2 separate regions of the Homo sapiens genome follow, and region 1 is linked to region 2. A link is an interaction called in ENCODE POLR2A ChIA-PET data of the cell type or tissue named here. Cell type or tissue: PC-9. All regions are shown on one strand.

Region 1 (8,000 bases), 300 kb before region 2:
CCAGGCTGGCCTCAAACTCTTGGCCTGAAGCAATCCGCCTGCCTTGGCCTCCCAAAGTGCTGGGATTACGGTGTGAGCCACTGCTCCTGACCCCATATTTTTTCTTTTAATTATAAAGGTAATAATGTAAAAAGAAGTCAACTCCCAGTTTAACTCTAGCAGAGTAACCAGTGTTAATTTTTTTTTTTTTTTTTTTGAGACGGAGTCTTGCTCTATTTCCCAGGCTGGAGTGCAGTGATGCCATCTTGGCTCACTGCAACTTCTGCCTCCTGGGTTCAAGCCATTCTCGTGCCTCAGCTTCCTGAGTAGCTGAGATTATAGGCGCCCAGTGCCACGCCTGGCTAATTTGTGTATTTTTAGTAGAGATGGGGTTTCACCATGTTGGCTAGGCTGGTGTTGAACTCCTGACCTCGTGATCCACCCGCCTCGATGCTGGGATTACAGGCGTGAGCCACTGAGCCTGGCCAATCCATTCCTTTTTATGGCTGAGTAGTATTCCATTGTGTGTGTGTGTATATATACATATATATACACACATATACATATATATACACGTATATATGTATGTATGCGTATATATGTATGTGTGTGTGTATATATACACATATACATATATATACACCTATATATGTGGTATGTGTATATATATGTGGTATGTATATATATGTGGTATATATATGTGGTATGTGTATATATATATGTGGTATGTGTATATATATATGTATATATGTGTGTATATATGTGGTATGTATATATATATGTATATATGTGGTATGTATATATGTATATATGTGTGTCTGCATATATGTATATGTGTGTATATATACACGTATATGTGTATATATATACGTATATATGTGTATATATACATATATACGTATATATATACACACACACATATATATACACATATGCAGGCACACATATATATACATATATATATATACATACCACAGTTTCTTTATCCACTTGTTGATTCATGGGCATTTGGGTTGGTTCCACGTTTTTGCAATTGTGAATTGTGCTGCTATAAACATCCGTGTGCAAGTATCTTTTTTGTATAATGATATCTTTTCCCCTGGGTAGATACCCAGTAGTGGGATTGCTGGATCAACTGGTAGTTCTACTTTTAAGGAATCTCCACACTGTTTTCCTTAGTGGTTATACTGGTTTACATTCCCACCAGAAGTGTAGAAGTGTTCCCTGTTCACTGCATCCACACCAACATCTATTTTTGATTTTTTGATTATGGCCATTCTTGCAGGAGTAAGGTGGTATCGCATTGTGGTTTTGATTTACATTTCCCTGATCATTAGTGATGTTGAGCATTTTTTTATGTTTGTTTGCCATTTGTATATCTTCTTGAGAATTGTCTATTCATGTCCTTAGCCCATTTTTTGATAGGATTGTTTGTTTTTTTTCTTGCTAGTTTGTTTGAGCTTGTTGTAGATTCTGGTTATTAGTCCTTTGTCAGATTTATAGATTGTGAAGATTTTTTTCCCACTCTGTGGGTTGTCTGTTTTTGTCTGTTTCCTTCTGCTGACTGTTCCTTTTGCCATGCAAAAGCTCTTTTTTTTTGAGACAGAATCTCGCTCTGTCGGCCAGGCTGGTAACAAAGACACAGGTACTGGTAATAACTGCCATGGCTTATTGCCTACATTAATGATGAAAGCAAATGCTAAATTTCAGCTAGAGGCTAGAGAAAATAAGCCTGGAATTTTCTTTTATGTTTATATACTGCTATGAATACCAGGAGTCCTTGGGTTAAGACTGTAGGGCTTTCTAAAGCCTGTGATCACTAGTGGAGAATGTAGCTTTACAAAGTCTAGTTGGAAATTGGCAACTGGGGGTTAGTACAAGTTACAAGGAAGGGATGGAATTTAAGATGCTAGTGAAAGCTTGGAGGATAAGGGAGCAGGTGAACTCATAAGGAAGTTTATGAACTGAGAAGGGCTGCAGCAAAGTGGGCTCATGTGCTTGAGGAGCCAGAGGACATGTTGAGGGTGACATAGGTTCTGAAGTTCGTACAGATACTTATGCAGTATGGATTCTTGGAAAACCTTCTTTAGTCATGTGATAGAAAAATAACAGCTTATGGAAAAAACAGGGTTGAGGCAGACCTGAAAATACATGAAATTTTAAAAACCGCTTCTAACAGAAGCATAACAGACTGTAATAAAAACTGTGGCCTTCCTGGCATTTGCACCCAAACAACAGCATTAGCCAACTCTTTGAAGCCTTAGATCTGTGGCTCTTGTTTTCTCCTTTGAGGTGTAGGTCCTTGAGGGCATTTGCTTCTAATAGAGGCTAGTTTCATCAGAATTAAAAATCTGAACCATGGTATGAAATTCAATTCTTTTTTTTTTTTCTTTTTTGAAAACACTGGCAAATGTTTTGTATCCTTGAGCTTTCCCACATATCTTAACATAGTGAGTGGAAAGTACAGTGGCTGTTAAGCCAACTACTCTGAGGTCTTCACTGCTAAGGCTTACTCTTAATTGTGTGAGAGCTTAACCTTGATCCCTTTAAAACATTAATGGGCTAGAAAAAAAACCATTCATAAACCAGTGCCACCTCTGAATTTTGCTACCACAATTCCCTTATTTACCAATAGTGCATGAGCTAATTTGGAATAAAGAACTAGGCATTGTAGCACAACAGACATTATGTGGGCAAAGTGTTGTTTATATTCTGTCTAAATAGTGCTTCACATGTATGTACTATTTTCTAAATATGTATAGATGCTTTTGTGATTAATAATAAAACATGAATTCTTAAAACAATTTTGCTGACTTCATAGTAGCTTTTCACCGTTTTTTCAGTAGCTGCTAAAATTTCTGGAGAAGTTTGGGAACTATTGTTTTGGAGTGAAATGCAGTGTGTTAGATATCACTTGCAGAATTCTTCTAAGGGTATTTATTGGCGATTAGAAAAAAAATCCTTGTGTTATACCAGTAGTAATACAAAGTAATTGTTCAGCTTCTGTTAAGTGTAAAGGACTATACAAGTATTGTGTATAGTTATCTCATTTATTATTTTCTGGGTAGCTATTGTTATTATTACTTCGTACAAAAAGGGAAAAGGAGGCTCAAAGTATCATGCTCCAGATAACAGAGCCAGTAGGTAGCAGAGCTGGGATTGCTACCCAGGTCTCTAGTCCTGCTTTTTCACACTATATACTCATTGCTTCACTTACTCCTTCATACATGATTCCCCAGCATGTACTCTTTTTTTTTTTTTTTTTTTTTTGTTTGAGATAGAATCTCGCTCTCTGTTGCCCAGGCTGGCAGGCAGTAGTGTGATCTTGGGCTAACTGCAACCTCCATCTCCTGCATTCAAGCAGTTCTCCTGCTTCAACCTCCTGAGTAGCTGAGATTATAAGCCTATGCTACCACGCCTGGCTAATTTTTGTATTTTTAGCAGAGATGAGGTTTCGCCTTGTTGGCCAGGCTGGTCTCAAACTCCTGAACTCAAGTGATCTGCCCACCTCAGCCTCCGAAAGTGCTGGGATTATAGGCATGAGCCATCATGTCCGGCCTCCCCATCATGTACCCTTAAATACCATCAAGCACAGTTCCATTGTGTAAAAACTTGGCTTGATTTAACCTGTTAATTGGAACACTGTCATTAATGGAAATTAGGAATATGAGGTAAGCTAGAGGTTTTATTTTAATGACTTTGGGTTATTAAATCTATAAGAAATGAAATTCATTTAGTCATAATTAATGTCATGTTTCTGCATCTATATTACTTGTTGGGTTTACAGACGAGGTAGTGTATTATTAGTGGGAAGCTTTGAGTGCTACATCATCTCCCTTTCTATAAAATAAATTGAGTACGAAACAATTTGAATTAAAACACCTGAGTAAATAGTAACTTTGGAGACCTGCTGTACTATTTGTACCTTTTGGATCAAATGATGCTTGTTTATCTCAGTCAAAATTTTATGATTTGTATTCTGTAAAATGAGATCTTTTTATTTGTTTGTTTTACTACTTTCTTTTAGGAAAACACCAGAAATTATTGTTGGCAGTTTTTGTGACTCCTCTTACTGATCTTCGTTCTGACTTCTCCAAGTTTCAGGAAATGATAGAAACAACTTTAGATATGGATCAGGTATGCAATATACTTTTTAATTTAAGCAGTAGTTATTTTTAAAAAGCAAAGGCCACTTTAAGAAAGTTTGTAGATTTTTCTTTTTAGTATCTAATTGTAGCACCTTTGTGGACAGTGGATGTAATATTAAGTGACAGATGGGAAAAGGATTTTTAAAAAAATAGCAACTGTTTCAGTGGATGAAATAAAGATTATTAGCAGAGAAAATGAATATTGGGCATAACTGTCCTGGTGAAAGACAATCTCATAAATGAACAATTTCATAATTTCGTAAATGCAACTGCATTTTATTTTCAAAGAGAAGGAAAATTATAGTCACTGGAAACGGAAAGAGAAGTTAGAGGTAAACATAGGACACACAAGAAAACTTTCATTTTGTTTATTTTCTTGTTTTTCTTTTGAGACAGGGTTTCCCTCTGTTACCCAGGCTTAAGTGCAGTGACACTATCATAGTTCACTAACCCCTCAAATTCCTGGGTTCAAGTAATCCTCCTGCCTTAGCCTTAGTAGGTGTAAATACAGGTGTGTACCACCATGCCTGGCGAATTTTAAAAAAACTTTTTTATAGAGATGAGCTCTCGCCGTGTTGCCCAAGCTGGTCCTAAAACGCTGGCCTCAAGCTATCCTCCGGCCTCAGTCTTAGCCTCCCAAAATGCTGGGGTTTCAGTAGAAGCCACCATGCCGGGCCACTTCTGTTTCTTTTCCATGTAGAGTTCTTTGCAGGAGGAGGTTAGAATAGGTGTGCATCTCCTAAATAGTTGTCGAATATAACTAAAAAGTTAACCAGGACTCTAAATACTATTTACTTCTAAAATTTGTTAATTGGGAACATTTAGGGTTTAACTGATCTATATCTTATGTCTTTAACAATTTTGAATGATAATTATATGTAAAGTAAGAACAGTTTGTGAAATAGTTGAAAATATCCTTACATGAAAGTGAATTTTAAAGCACAGTTTATGTAATGTTAATGTTTTGTTTTGTATCTGTTAAAAATTTGTTTATATGAACAAGTTTACAGGTTTACTGTGGTGAGCCCGTTGAATATAGTGGGTTTTTTTTGTTTGTTTTGTTTTTGTTTTTGAGATGAAGTCTCACTCTTGTCCCGAGGCTGATGTGCAATGGCGCGATCTTGGCTCACTGCAACCTCTGCCTCCTGGGTTCAAGCGATTCTCCTGCCTTAGCCTCCCGAGTAGCTGGGATTATAGGCACCTGTCACCAAACCCGGCTAAGTTTTGTATTTTTGGTAGAGATGGGATCTCAGCATGTTGGCCAGGCTGGACTCAGGTGATCCGTCTGCCTCGGCCTCCCAAGTGCTGGGATTACAGGTGTGAGCCACCATGCCGAGCCTGAATATAGTGTTTTTAAGTTGCAGGACTTTAAAAATAATATTTTGAAATTTTTCTAAGTTAAATTCCCTGTTAAAATGGTCATGCAGGAATATACGCTTGCATTATTCATATTAGGGTAACTGTTTGGTTTGCTAGTTGTTAGATTCTTTGCATTCCTTTTTTTTTTTTTTTTTTTTTTTTTTTTTGAGACGGAGTTTCACTCTTTTTGACAAGGCTGGAGTGCAATGGCGCTATCTCGGCTCACCTCAACCTCCGCCTCCTGGGTTCAAGCGATTCTCCTGCCTCAGCCTCCCAAGTAGCTGGAATTACAGGAATACGCCACCAAGCCCGGCTAATTTTGTATTTTTAGTAGAGATGGGGTTTCTCCATGTTGGTCAGGCTGGTCTCAAACTCCCAGTCTCAGGTGATCAGCCCACCTCGGCCTCCCAAAGTGCTGGGATTACAGGAGTAATCCCCCACCCTTTTAAAAAAATGAGACAGAGTTTTATTCTGTCACCCAGGGTGGAGTGCAGTGGTGCGATCATGGTTCACCGCAGCCTTGAATCTGGGCTCAAGTGATCCTCCCACTTCAGCCTCCCAAGTAGTTGGAACCATAGATGTGCATCACCACACCTGGCTGATTTTTAAATTATTTGTAGAGATGAGGTCTTGCTTGTTGTCTAGGCTGGTCTTAAACTTCTGGGCTTCAGCAGTCCTCCTGCCTCAGCCTCCCAGAGTGCTGAGATGATAGACATGGGCCACTGCCCCTGGCCGCATTTTTCTTTTCTTTTCCTTTCTTTTTTTTTTTTTTTTTTTGAAACGGAGTTTTGCCATTGTCGCCCAGGCTGGAGTGCAGTGGCACGATCTCTGCTCACTGCAACCTCTGCCTCCCGAGTTCAAGCCATTCTTCTGCCTCAGCCTTCCAGTTATCTGGGATTACAGTCATGTGCCACCACGCCCAGCTAATTTTTGTATTTTTAGTAGAAACAGGGTTTCTCTATGTTGGTCAGGCTTGTCCCAAACTCCTGACCTCAGATGATCCACCTGCGTCTGCCTCCCAAAGTGCTGGGATTATAGGCGTGAGCCACCATGCCCGGCCCTAACTGCATTTTTCTTAGTATTTGTGGTTTGAGTTAATACTTGCCCTATGTGATGTTGATTTATTATTACTGGATCATTAAGTGAGGTTTAAAGAAGCTAAATGCCATTTGCTCTATGCCCTCTGGATTTTAAAAGTGCATGGGTGTGCACGTGTGTAGGTATAAATGTTTCCATATTCTAGTATATTCTGTGTCAGTGATAGAGCAGTCTTAGAGCTGTCTTTTCCATTTACTTGTAGGTTAAGAAGCCAAAAAAAGTTGTGTCATCATCCCGTTTAGGAAAACTTACATTTTGGCTATTGTTTCCTCTAGTGCTGCTATTAGTGGAATGATTTTAGGTGTTCAACTTTCAGATCAATGGGAGACAGAAATATTGTTCTGAGACATCTGGAAGCCGAATGTGTTTTATTCCTGCCTGTCTGAGGATGTGGTCTTGCCTTTGATAGGGCAAAGTTATTTGTAAACATTGCTTTAAATAAAAACATGTAAAGGTGTTTTTGATGGTTAACAAAAACTATGAGTATAATAGAGCCTAGTCCCTATTACGGACTGGTATTGATCTGGTGTGGGAAGAGTATTGAGCTTTTCAGTGTCACCTACCTGTATTCCCTTGAAGGGACCCAGAGCCCAGGCAAAGCTCTGCTGAGGTCGGGCGTGGTGGTTCACGCCTGTAATCCTAGCATTTTAGGAGACCAAGGCGGGTGGATCACCTGAGGTCAGGAGTTCAAGACCAGCCTAGCCAACATGGTGAAACCCTGTCTCTACTAAAAATACAAAAATTAGCTGGGTGTGGTGGTGCATGCCTGTAATCCCAGCTATCTGGGAGGCTGAGGCAAGAGAATTGCTTGAACCCAGGAGACGGAGGTTGCAATGAGCCGAGATCATGCCACTGCACTCTAGGTGGGTCCCTGAGTGAGACTCCATCTCAAAAAAAAAAACAAACAAAAAAAAAAAAAAAAAAAAACCTCTGCTGAAATGCTACAGTTAATTTTGCCATTTGTGGTCAGCATTCTTCTTCTAAATTGCTATAATCTTGCCTTCATATTATGTGTCTCAAATTTAAGCAGGTATCAGAATGTCCACGGGAACAAATTGCCATGGCTCTAAGCCCAGAATCAGATTCTTCAGATCTGGAGTAGGGCTGGGGAATTTGCATTTCTAACACACAAGTTTGTTGATGCTGTTTGTCTGGGGTCCACGCTTGCCTAACTTCTGATGTGATTTATTTCTGCCAGTTTCTTTTTTTGTTGTTGTTTTATTTTTTTGAGATGGAGTCTCGCTCTGTCACTCAGGCTAGGGTGCAGTGGCATGATCTTGGCTCACTGCAACCCCTGCCTCCTGGGTTCAAGCGATTCTCCTGCCTCAGCCTCCTGAGTAGCTGGGGTTATAGGCACACTGCACCACACCCAGCTAATTTTTGTATTTTTCGTAGAGACAGGGTTTCACCATGTTG
Region 2 (8,000 bases):
GTGCTGGGATTACAGGCATAAGCCACCACGTCCAAACTTTCCTGCCTTCTTGAAAAGAATTCACTGAGTATCATTTAACCTTTCTTTGATAATTGAAAGCTATAGTCATACATACCAATGGCTGTAGGGTGATGTCGTGATTGGGGCCATGTAAAGCATGCAGGTTGTTTATGCTGAAGGCAACCAAAAATATGCCACCCCAAAATATACTTCTTTGGCATATTTTGAGATGGCTATTCTGAGGGGCTGCAAACACGAGAATAGTCCTGAAAAACTGTCTTTTGTGGGGGAGACTTGCATCTGTAGAGGAAATCAACGTTAGTGGAGTGAAGTAAACAGCAGATGCGAACAGGCTTTCTCTGAAGCCCCCTTATCCGAATTTAGGAAAGGCTGACTCACAGGAAAAGGAGAGCAAAGGTCTGGCAGACACCTTACCCCAGGCTGCCACCTATTTTTTCTGAGAGCTGCTACCTTTTGGGGTTTTATCTGCATAAAAAGACAGCCTTTCCCTGCCTTGCTTTCCTCCCTTCATTGTTCCATAACCCATGAGGCTACCTCCATCCCAAGAGTCCCCAAACCCCTATCATTTCTGTAATCTCTGAATGGTATTAAAACTTCAGCCATCTGACCCCTCCTTTGAGTCTCATACTGTGTGTATAGCTCCTATGATCATATGCACATTAAGTTTGTATACCTTTTTCTCCTATTGGTCTATCTTTTGTTATAGAGGTATCCCAGCTAAGAAGTTATTAGGATTGAGAAAATAAATTATATTTTTTCTCCCTTTCAATACCCTGCTGTAAGCTGAAAATAAATTTCTTTTTTCTTTTTTCTTTCTTTTTTTTTTTTTTTTAAGACGGAGTCTCGTTCTGTCACCCAGGCAAGAGCGCAATGGCACAATCTTGGCTCATTGCAACCTCCACATCCCAGGTTCAAGCGATTCTTGTGCCTTAGCTTCCTGAGTAGCTGGGATTACAGACATGCACCACCACGCCTGGCTAATTTTTGTATTTTTAGCAGAGACGAGGTTTCACCATGTTGGCTGGGCTGGTCTCAAACTCCTGACCTCAAGTGATCCACTGCCTTGGCCTCCCAAAATGCTGGGATTACAGGTGTGAACCACTGTGCCCGGCCTGACATATTTTTAAATGGCCTTGCAAAGCTGTCTCCTGTGGAGAAAATCTATATTCTGTAGAGAACCCCCTCTCCTTTGCAAGTTTTTTCCTGATCCAGGAAAGAATTAACTAAGAGTCTGGCACATCTTAAGGCCTCATAAAAGACATTTACTATCTATTCTACAAATAAGAACTTTGGTCTCCACAACCCGTTAGGCCAGGTTGCACTGTGTTAGCGCATTCTTGCATTGCTATAAAGAAATACCTGGCCAGGCACAGTGATTCATGCCTGTAATCCCAGCACTTTGGGAGGCCAAAGCAGGTGGATCACTTGAGGTCAGGAGTTCGAGACCAGCCTGGCCAACATGGTGAGACCCCGTCTCTATTAAAAATACAAAAGTTAGCTGGGCATGGTGGCAGGTGCCTGTAATCCCAGCTACTTGGGAGGCTGAAGCATGAGAATCACTTGAACCCAGGAGGTGGAGGTTGCAGTGAGCCGAGATTGTGCCACTGCACTCCAGCCTGGGCGACATGGCAAGACTCTGTCTCAAAAAATAAATAAATAAATAAATAAATAAATAAATAAATACCTGAGACTGGGTAATTTTTATATATATAAAAAAGAGGTTTAATTTGCTCATGGTTCTGTAGGCTGTACAAGCATGGCACCAACATCTGCTGAGCTTCTAGGGAGGCCTTGGGGAGCTTTTACTCATGACAGAAGGCAAAGCAGGAGCAGGCATGTCACATGGCAAGAGAGGGAGCAAGAGCCGGGGGGAGGGGCGTGATGCCATACACTTTTAAACAACCAGGTCTCATGAGAAGTCACTCACTATCGTGAAGACAGCACCAAGCCATGAGGGATCCACCCCCAAGACCCAAATGCCTCCCACCAGGCCCGACTTCCAACATTGGTGATTATATCTCAACCTGAGATTTTGGGGGACAAATATCCAAACTATTTCAACCCCTTATCTTAACCCAGACACTCCTTTCTATTGATTGCAGGTCTTTAAATAATAACCCTTTCAACCAATTGCCAATCAGAAAATCTCTGAATTTATCTATGACTTGTGAGCCACAGGTTCATGCTCTACCACCTTTCTGAATCAAACCAATGCATAACTTACATGCATTGATTGATATCTTATGTCTCCCTGAAACATATAAAACCAAGTTATAATCCAATCATCATGGGCACATGTTCTCAGAACCTCTTGAGACTGTGCCTTGGGCCTTGGTCACTCATGTTTGGCTCAGAATAAACCTCTTTAAATATTTTACAGAGTTTGACTCTCTTTGTCGACACTGCCCTAATGTCTTGAAGGAAACCAAAATATTCCAGTCCAAAATACACTTCTTTGGCATATTTCCTTTTTTTTTTTTTTTTTTGAGGTGGAGTTTCACTCTTGTTGCCCAGGCTGGAGTGCAATGGTGCCATCCCGGCTCACTGCAACCTCCGCCTCCTGGGTTCAAGCGATTCTCCTGCCTCAGCCTCCTGAGTAGCTGGGATTACAGGTGCCCACCGCCACGCCCAGCTGAATTTTTTCATTTTTAGTAGAGAGGGGGTTTCACCAGGTTGGCCAGGCTGGTCTCGAACTCCTGACCTCAGGTGATCCGCCTGCCTCGGCCTCCCAAAGTACTGGGATTACAGGCGTAAGCACCGCACCTGGCCCTCTTTGGCATATTTCAAGATGGCTATTCAGAAGGGCGGAAATACACAAAGAGCTTAAAAGCCATCTCCTTATGAGAAAGATTTGCATCTGCAGCAAGAATCTGCATTGATGCCACCAGGCTGTTTCTGAAGCCCTCCCCTATCTGGATCTGGGCAAGATTAGAAAGTCTGACACCTTAAAAGTCTGAAAGAAACATCTACCTTCTATTCTTTCTGAGGGCTGCTACCTGTAAGGTTTCATCTGCATAACATGTTCTCCCTATCCCAGAACGTGTTTTGCCACAATCCAAGGTGGCATTCCTTCTGTAACCTCAAGATGGTACACAAGCTTCTGAACCCCATGAAAGGGTGGGAGTAATCACTCTGTGGTTCTCCTTGTGCACATTAATAAATCTGTACGTCATTTCTTCTGAGAAAAGAAAAACAGCTGACAGAAGTCTGAGCTGTGTGAGATATGCAGGTCCAGAGAGACACGAGTATGGGACTTCAGTCACACCTCACCACATGCATCCATGTCTGAGGGCAATTGCTTAAAGTCATTTTGTTCCTGATTAGCTGCCTCATCCATTATCTTCATGTCCCTGGACAAAGAACAATGGATAGCCAATCAATAGCTTATGTTATTTAAATGTAAATTCTTGGTAAAGAATTTAGGAACTGCCTCTTCTTTTCCTTTAAAAATCAACTCGTATCTGTTGCTAATCAGAGGGCAACTTGAATCTATGCTCCCAGGTTGGAGTCCTCAAGCTTGGCCCAAATAAACTCTACTTACATTATGTTGGCCTCAGCTTCTTCCTTTTAGGTTGACTAATCTGGTGAAATTGGCAGGATTCAAAGTAACTCCCCTCAACCACCCTGTGTTTCTCTCTGAAAGTGATACTGGGTACCAGCATGAACATTCCCTCCAGTGTCCCATCTGATGTTTTGGGTGAGTTCTCCTGAATTAGAACCTCCCACTCTTTGATTGAAGGTCCAAACGTTGTTTGAACTATTTTTCAAACCCTCTCTGTCCTGGGGAGAGCTTCGGGCTTTGCCTTTGAACAGGACCTTTGAGTAAAAAGCTCTTCAGGGAACTACCTTTTTTCTCCCTCTGCCTTGGGATCAGGGGTTCTGGTCAAAGTTTTTCTACCCCTGTGACACAGCAGAATTTTTGATCAAAAGATTGACAGTTAGGTACTGGTGGTTTCATTTTGTTGGGGCTCAGAAACCAATACCCCAAAAGATAGCATTTTGACAGATTGAAATTGAGAAGCCTCAAGGTCTCTCTGACCTCTCCCTCCCACCACTGTCTCCCCTGTAGAGGCTGAAGTTCCTTTATCTGCTTAAGATCCAGACCCACCAAGGAGAACGATTGTTTTTTGCTTCCCCTCCCTGTTTTCTCATTATCTATTGCAGAAAATAAGACCAAGGCGTAAACACACCTGAACAGACCCGTTTTAATGACAGTTTCCAAGGATCATTTAAATTTCAAAGCGAACTATTTACAAGTTCATCTCTGTTGCCAGATCCATTCATTCTCCCTAATAATCCCCTCAACAGAATTCTTCTTCTCCCCACCTCCATAACCTGTTTTGCCAGGATCGAAGTCCCCATTCTTTCTGTAACCTCAAGATGGCATATAACCTTCCATTTGTGGAGAGTTCTTAGCATGAGAGAGAGAGAGAAAAATAAGATGGTATCTGAGCTTCTGTACTCATTAGGAGGTTGGGTCTTCATGCTGAAGGCTCCTGTGTATACACGTCAAACAAATCTGTATGGCTTTTCTCCTATTAATCAATCTGCCTTATGTCAGTGATTTTTCAGCAAACCTTTAGGGGACCAAGGGCTTTGGCCCCCATAGTTTCATAGAGCATGCTTTTAAGATTGCAGCTCAGCCAGGCACGGTGCCTCACATCTGAAATCCCAGCACTTTGGGAGGCCAAAGTGGGAGGATTGCTTAATCCCAGGAGTTCGGGGCTGCAGTGAGCTGTGATCACGCCACTATGCTCCAACCTGGCCAACAGAGCACGACCTTGTCTCAAAAAAAAGAAAAAAAAAAAAGGTGGCTGCTGTTTTCCATCACTTGAAAATGTGGACTTAGCCTTTCATTTGTGACCAGTTCCTGTTAGTTCCTAACTGAAACGTGTACCCCCTTTTTGCTCTTCTGGACACGTATAACACGTCTGGTTTCCCATGCCTTGATCACTGTGCTGCCACATGGTAGTTAGAGACAGTGTGAGACATGTCACACTTTGACCTTAAACACATTCCCCCATTGGCCACTTTTGAAAAGTTCTTAAATTATGGGAAATCAGCTTCAAAATCTAAGCACTCTTTTTAGAAATACCAGCTGGATTTACGTATAACCCTTACAGGTGTCTTCTTGTAAATATCTAGGAAAAGTGGGCTCGCTTAACCTGGGACACTCAAAAGCAGCAGAAGCCAAAGTAGGGATCTTCTGAAATGTCTGAAATAATTCAGCTGGGTGCCATGGCTCACACTTGTAATATCGGCATTTTGGGAGGCCGAGGTGAGAGGACCACTTGAGCCCAGGAATTTGAGACCATCCTGGGCAACATAGTGAGACCTTTTCTCTACAAAAAATAAAAAAATAAGTGGGAGGATCACTTGAGCCCCACAGGTCGAGGCTGCAATAAGCCGTGATCACACCACTGCACTCCCGCCTGGGTTGACAGAGTGAGACCTTTCCTCAAAAAATAATAATAATAACAATAATTCATTTGCATTCACAACTAGAAAAAAAGCTGGTTTTAAAACCAGACACACTGAATGGGAGACCTAATTTATGTTTTTCCTGGCTGAAATCTGATAATAAGAGATTCAAAAAGATTCTTTTTGAGAGTTCTATGGGAAGAAGTCATCTTCACTAAAAGTTGATATTTAGTACTGGGAGCAGTGGTTCACTGCTACAATCCCAACACTTGGCGAAGAATTGATAGCGGCAGGAGGCAGGCCAATGTCTAGGCAGATGGAGGTGGGGTCCCCTGTGAAACCCCATCTTCAATCCAAAGAGTTTAAAGCCTGAAAGCCAAGCTACAAGTCAAGTCTACAGACTGGGTTGGGAATCTCTCTTCCCATTTGGTGCACTTTCCTCTGTTTGATCCTCACCGTTCACCTATTTTACATATCCTACCCTTCCCTAATTGTTTTTTTTACACTGTCTTCCCCACCTTTGAGTGGTGTCTTTCTTTTGGGTCTTTTGCATACTCACAAACCAGTCACCACACACAAACCACACACCACACACAAACCACACACCACACACAAGAACCTGGGACCCACCAAACAGTAGGGGATGAAAGGAGCTGTAAGCTGTAGCCCTCCCATCCTTTGCCAGTGCCAGGCAGCTGCCCCACATGATGGGAAGCGGCTTGCAGAGCCAAGCCAGCTGGGAGCCATGGGCTGGAGTGGGGTGGTGGGAAGAAATAAGCAGAGGCCCTGACAGCCACAGAAGTTTCCAGCTGGCAAAGTGAGGCTGAGAAAAATCCTGCATCAGAAAGAATGAGGCAGGAGGATTACTTGAGGCCAGGAGTTCAAGACCAGCCTAGGCAACATAGCAAACCCCGTCTCTACAAAAAATGTTAAAAAAAAAAAAAATATATATATATATATATATATATATATATATATATATATATATATATATATATATATATATATAGTCAGGCATGGTGGCACAGACCTGTAGTCCTAGCTACCCAGGGGGCTGTGTTAGGAGGATCGTTGAGCCCAGGAGTTCAAGGTTTCAATGAGCTGGAGATCGTTGAGCCCAGGAGTTCAAGGTTTCAATGAGCTGGATTATGCCACTGCTTTCAGTCTGGGTGACAGAGCAAGACCTTGTCTCAAAAAAAAAAAAAAAAAAAAAAAAAAAGCTGATATTTAGGCTATAATTTTTTTGAGAATAAAATATTTCTTCTTTTTCCTTTTTTGGATTCTGTTTCTGGGATTTTTCTCAGTCAGCTAAAGCCCCTTTTTAAATGTGTTTGATCCCACTGTTTGCTTCCTATCTTATTGGCATGATTTTTGCTGAGAAAAATGTAAAACTTCATTGGCCTTTTTGAAAGCGGAAAATCTTCCCAAATTGGCTCCTCTAAGACTTGTTCTTCTATTTTCTTCCACATCTGCTTCTCCTTCCTTTTGTCATTTTCAATACCACATGAAGCTTAGAAGAGACTTCTAATGACCCTGAGACCCCTTGAAGAACACAGAACACAGCACCACTCACCTGCTTTTTGGAGTTTCTGTTTTCCTTATGGAGTCTGAAGTGTTGTGGGCAATTTCTTTCAGGTCTAAAGCTCTATTCCTTTTTGCATTGTATCGCCTAATCTCTTTGGTTTTAGTGGGTTCCATGAGTTGCTTTGTGCTGTGAGCGGGAACCTGACGTTTGTGTGTGCACTGGTTGACAAGTCACTGGTGAAGGCTGCAGTTTTGGAAATGGCTGACAGGGGATACAATGAATGGTTGCTACTGCAGGCAGGGCACACTTTTCTTTGTGCATTTAGATGAGAAAGGCATCATTTGAACACTTCAAAGGTGTAAGACTGCTCATCATTGAGGGATAAGACTCCCATGGGGGATAGGCTAGAATGGGTTTATTGGGTCACCCACCGCATGGCTGGTCTCATGGCATTTCCAACTTTTGGGGACCCAGGATGCAGTAAAAATGGGACCCTTGATTTTTAAAAATTTCGATGCCCTGCCTTCCAGTTGTGCCTGCTTTTCACATTTAAATATTTGACCCTGAAGACTACAAATGCTTCCCTTGCCCTATTCACTAAAGGGTTCCACCCTAAAGTCAGTAATCTAATTAAGCAGAAACAAGCTAAATTGAAAAGACCACCTATCTAACTAGATTGGTATTTAAAATAAGACCTGTGGCATTTAGCTGGCTATTTTGTAACACTTTGTAAAATAAATATCTGTAAAGGAAATCTCAATTTTTAAGAGCATCGTCCTACACTCAAGCCACAAGAAAACTTTTATAATGGGAAAGATATTGCTTAAAGTTTACACAACAGGCTGGGCATGGTGGCTCACGCCTGTAATTCCAGCATTTTGGGAGGCCAAAGTGGCCAGATCACTAGAGGTCAGGAGTTTGGGACCAACCTGGCCAACATGGTGAAACCTCATCTCCACTAAAAATTAGCCAGGTGTGGTAGCCTGTAATTGCAGCTCCTCTGCAGGCTGACGCAGGAAAATCATGTGAACCC

The links. ChIA-PET counts read pairs that join two places held together with the same protein. Peaks named below come from ENCODE experiments on the same cell type or tissue, not always from the same donor. Only the 100,000 strongest peaks of a DNase experiment are listed, where the experiment ranks them.
Region 1: POLR2A ChIA-PET joins it to region 2 with 23 read pairs; 2 of 35 experiments call an interaction of 5 or more read pairs at or near these places.

The regions. Positions count from the first base shown.
Region 1 is chr2:47,441,542-47,449,541 of GRCh38, forward strand. MSH2 (mutS homolog 2) reads left to right here. Exons shown (of 16, transcript NM_000251.3): 8 at 4,007-4,116. Among named protein-coding and RNA genes, the nearest start is that of MSH2, 42 kb to the left of the region's middle. In PC-9, no CTCF peak of the experiment used is centred here; no DNase peak of the experiment used is centred here; H3K27ac peaks cover 680 bases.
Region 2 is chr2:47,738,204-47,746,203 of GRCh38, forward strand. No RefSeq gene overlaps it. Among named protein-coding and RNA genes, the nearest start is that of MSH6, 41 kb to the right of the region's middle. In PC-9, no CTCF peak of the experiment used is centred here; a DNase peak (open chromatin) is centred at 3,108.